2 separate regions of the Homo sapiens genome follow, and region 1 is linked to region 2. A link is an interaction called in ENCODE POLR2A ChIA-PET data of the cell type or tissue named here. Cell type or tissue: OCI-LY7. All regions are shown on one strand.

Region 1 (2,500 bases), 720 kb after region 2:
AAAAAAAAAAACACAAAACACAAAATAACAAGTTTTGACAAGAATGTGGAAAAATTAGAGCTCTCGTGCACTGTTGGTGGAAACCTAAGATAGTATAGCTGCTGTGGAAAGCAATATAGCAGTTCCTCAAAAATTACAAAAACAATTAACATAGGATCCACTAATTCCACTTCTGGGTATACACCCAAAAGAAATGAAAGCACATCTTGAAGAGGTATTTGTACATTCGTGTTCACAGCAACATTATTCACAGTAGCCAAAAGGTGAAAACAACTCAAGTGTCCATCAACAGATGAACAGATAAACAAAATGTGGTCTACACATAGAATGCGGTATTATGCAGCCTTAGAAAGGAAGTAAACTCTCACATATGCCGTAATACGATGAACCTTAAGGACATGCTAAGTGAAATATGCCAGTGACAAAGGGACAAACACCTTATGATTCCACTTACATGAGGTAATGAGTGATCAAATCATAAACAGAGAAGGTAGAATGGTAGCTGGCAGAGGCTTGGTGGAGGGGAAAATGGAAAGTTACTGTTTAGTGAGTACAGAATTTCAGTTTTGCAAGATGAAAAGAATTCTGGAGAGGATGGTGGTGACAGCTCTGTACAACAATGTGAACGTACACTTAATAGCTCTGAACTGCACACTTAAGGGTAAGATGGTAAATTTTATATGTATTTGACCACAATTAAAAAAACAAACCAAAAACCCCCAGTGTTTAAAAGCATCAAGAGTAACAAAGGCAACCTAGACTTGTAGGGCCAAGATTCCGGAGAAAAGGCAAACATACTGAGAGGAGCCCCATACCAGCCTTCACTGGTTCCCTTCAGTCACTTGCTGTCTTTGGAGGACTGGAAATAAGAGCCCAACCAGAAAGACAAAAGTGGAGTTGGTTACCAAGCAGCTAGGACTTAAGATGTCAAGGTTCTGAAGAGGAGAGAAACACAAAGAGCCGCAATTTCTGCAAGAAATTTTTCACTGAGATGTTTACTGATACAGCACCCTAAGCAAGGGGTGATGACACCAAGAATCCAAACAGAAACTATCAAAGGGAGGCTGAAGATCTGTGCTGAAGAGACAACTGTTAGAATTCTAGGAACATTAATTCAGAAGGCAACCTGGCAAACACCTCAGGCTTTCTTTCAGTTCAGACCCCAGAGGAACTATGCTCTGTGAATAGGTATGTCCTGGAAATAAAGGCAAACTGTTAACAGACCAACACTAACTAAAAGCTAGCCTCAACTAGATCACGGTGATCTGACTGTACTTTACCTGCCTGCCGGAACAAAATTAAATTTACTTTGGAGGAAGGTATCATGCAGGGCCTCCACAATTTTTCACAAACAATACTGGAATTCAAATTTTAAAACACCATGCTTGCCCGTTTCCCCCACAAAACAAAACAAAAACAACCCAGGATCAAAAGTATAAAAACCAAAGGGGAAAAACCCCAAGAAGTCAAAATGTTCTAAGACCTTTGCCCTACCCAGAAAGTGGTAAGTAACAAAACAAAAAACTAATCTAATGCATATAATCTCTAAGGTAACTACTAAAATAACATGTAAATAATAAGCTAATGGGGGTGGGGGTAATAAAATACACTTATTAATCTAAAGAAAGCAAAAAAAAAAAGCTGAGGAAAGTAATAAAGAACAGATGAGACAGAAAAAAAAAACAGGACAGTAAATTTAAACCCAAATGTATCAGTAATTATTTTAAATGTAAACAAACTAAATGCTTCAATATATGGAACAAGTGATACACCTTAAAATTCTGGGTTTATCATAAACTCTACTAAACAGTCAATTAATGTAATTCTTTTGCACTGAGGTGATTGATAGAGCACAGTGGTGAAGACCATGAGCTTTAGAATCAACTTCTAAATTCAAATTTGAATCAAAAATCAAACACTGCAAATTCAAAGGCTTAAATCCAATGTTCTACTCCAGTTATTCAGTAAATGTATGATTTTGGCGGGTTAATCTCTCTAACCTCATTCTTAATCTTTCTAACCTCAGTTTTCCATTCACAAAAATGGAGATAACATTCAACTTTAAGGTCAAGTATTTAAAACATGTGGCACAGTGATACAGGTATGTAATAAATGATATCTGTTGTTATGTATTTGGAAAAACATTTACCTTCAAAGAAACACAATAAATTTTTTTGTTTTATTGATCTCCTAAAGTATTGCTTAAAAATAACAAAAATAATGATAAGATAATAATATTGTTAGGATTAAATAAACATACATAAAGTGCTTAAACAGTGCCTGGCACGCACCAAAGGTAAAAGTATTATTTGCTCTTTTGAGTAGCAGTGTTGGGGAGACTCAGCCAAGGAAGGCTTATATTAACCTACTTGAAGAGTTCCTAAAGAAACTGTGATCAACTTAATCTACTCTGTTTTCTTCCTTCATTATCATAATTCCTCAGACACTACATCTAGCTGTTCACTTTCAGTTTTAAGATGGTATAAAACTTAAGAGCTAA
Region 2 (2,500 bases):
TATTGTCCAGGCTGGAGTGCAGTGGCGCTGCAATCTCCACCTGCTGGGATCAAGCAATTCTCGTGCCTCAGCCTCCCGTGTAGCTGGGATTACAGGCACCCACCAACAAGCCTGGCTAATTTTTGTATTTTCAGTAGAGTGGGGTTTCACCATGTTGGCCAGGCTGGTCTCGAACTCCTGACTCCAAGTGGTCTGCCCGCCTCGGCCTCCCAAAGTGCTGGGATTACAGGCGTGAGCCACTGCACCCGGCCCATGAGAGAGTAACACTTAAAGCTCCCTCTGCCCCATCTAATACTAACGGTTTCTGTGACCACCATAAAAACAAGCAGAGAGGCCAAAAGGCCTAGGCTTACAGAGACTAAGAAGAAATAAAAATTCAACTGACGACAATAATGACACTAGTACTGAGTCATTCTGTGTCACTAGTATTACATTTATCACAGAAGTGACAATAAAATAGGTAGAAAAAGCTCTAAGTAAAGTTTTTGAACTGTCAACATTTTGCAAAAGATATCTGAGGCCATCTAACTAGTTTAGCTTGATCAAACGTGGGCTCTTATCTCTTCCTAGAGAGTGATGAGGAACTTAGAAAAGATTGTTTGTATATCTCTACTGAGGGTCTGGAACGTTATTGAGAGGAGGAGCCATTACTTCCTTTGAGATTTTAAGATAACTAAACAGACCTTGTATTGGCAGGGAAATCCCTGTTTCTAAGAGAAATGAGATGGGAGGATGGTAAGGAAGGAGGGGAGGAAGGTACAGTCACTATCTGCTGGGCTTTCTTCCTTATTAAGAAAGCATCCAGTTTTATTTTATTTTTTTTTTTTGGAGACAGAGTCTCACTGTTTTGCCCAGGCTGGAGTGCAGTGGTGTGATCTTGGCTCACTGCAGCATCCACCTCCCTGGTTCAAGCAATTCTCCTGCCTCAACCTCCCGAGTAGCTGGGATTATAGGCACCTGCCAGCATACCCAGCTAATTTTTTTGTATTTTTAGTAGAGGCAGGGTTTCACCATGTTGGCCAGGCTGGTCTCGAACTCCTGACCTCAGGTGATCCGGCCACCTCAGCCTCCCAAAGTGCTGTGATTACAGGTGTGAGCCACCACTCCTGGCCAAGAGCTCTTAAACAACTTTAACAAATCACCGCACAAATCCCAAACGCACCAAAGCCCAACTCTTAATAGTGTACTTCACTTTCATTTACTCTGAAACATGTTGGATCACAGTGTGAAATAAATTGTTACCAGTCTCATCAGTGGTTTCAGGAAGGGGCATTTTCTCTGGAGTTTTGATCTACCCCATGGTTCACAGTTCTCAAAAAAAATGTAACTTTCTGGAAACTAAATAATCTGGGAATATTTTTTGAACAACCAACCATTTTCTGTAGTGAAACTGCAATAAATCTATATCCTGGGCTACATAAATCAATATATGGTAGAACCAAAGTAAGATTGTTTTTCCATTACTACAATTAACTTAATTGTGTTAAAATCTGAACATTTCTAGCAATGAAAATTTCAGTATGGTTGATAGTACAGACCAACCTTTTCCTATGACTGCTTGAACCCTGTTGAAAGCCAAGTTTAAATTTTTATGATGTTATCAGATGTAAACAAACATAAATATATCTGCCAACAACTGAGTAAGAAGTGTTGTTTTTCTTCTTGTAAATTACTTCTACTTCATGAAGGCAATCCACCCCAGCTCCAAGATCTTCCATATTCAAGCAGGTCATAAATTTTCTTATAAATTCACTCTTTCAGAAAGTTAAAGCTTTATTCAAACTTAAATACAGCCAATTAATTTTTTAACTTATATGCAAGATGAGTCAAGAGGAGCTAAAATGGTATGCAAAATGCTATCAATTTCATGGCACAATTTTAGTGTTACTAAATGTTACTGCTCAAAATTCCATATGTAATTGCTTTTTGCTTCTTGCAACAACTCATTGGTTTTTTCCTAACAGCATGGCACTTAGGATGGTGGTAAAGGTGATGTACTCAACGAAAATTGTTCTTAAAAGTCCCAGGATGGCTGGTCATGTAATGCCTTTGTGATGAAAATTGTACACCTGAGTTTAGAAAATAATGTAGGAAATTTGAAGTCACTAAAACAAGGCAGAGGAACTATAAAGATGGAAGTATCTTGGGAGGCTGAGGTGGGCGAATCATGAAGTCAGGAGATCTAGACCATCCTGACTAACACCATGAAACCCAGTCTCTACTAAAAAATAGAAAAAATTAGCCGGGAGTGGTGGCGGGAGCCTGTGGTCCCAGCTACTCGGGAGGCTGAGGCAGGAGAATGGTGTGAACCTGGGAGGCAGAGCTTGCAGTGAGCCGAGATCGCGCCACTGCACTCCAGCCTGGGTGACAGAGCGAGACTCCGTCTCAAAAAAAAAAAAAAAAAATAGATGAGAGTATCAATTCCAAAAGGTACTTAATAATGAGTGCAATTTTCCTGACCTTTGAAAGGTGAAGTGGACAGCACAAATGTAAAGTGCAA

The links. Peaks named below come from ENCODE experiments on the same cell type or tissue, not always from the same donor. Only the 100,000 strongest peaks of a DNase experiment are listed, where the experiment ranks them.
Region 1: POLR2A ChIA-PET joins it to region 2 with 7 read pairs; 1 of 35 experiments calls an interaction of 5 or more read pairs at or near these places.

Annotation. Positions count from the first base shown.
Region 1 is chr2:224,523,389-224,525,888 of GRCh38, forward strand. The region is part of intron 3 of CUL3 (cullin 3); the gene reads right to left. Among named protein-coding and RNA genes, the nearest start is that of CUL3, 61 kb to the right of the region's middle. In OCI-LY7, no CTCF peak of the experiment used is centred here; DNase peaks (open chromatin) are centred at 453 and 1,183; H3K4me3 peaks cover 2,289 bases; H3K27ac peaks cover 2,500 bases.
Region 2 is chr2:223,801,493-223,803,992 of GRCh38, forward strand. All of the region lies in intron 1 of AP1S3 (adaptor related protein complex 1 subunit sigma 3), which reads right to left. Among named protein-coding and RNA genes, the nearest start is that of AP1S3, 35 kb to the right of the region's middle. In OCI-LY7, no CTCF peak of the experiment used is centred here; no DNase peak of the experiment used is centred here.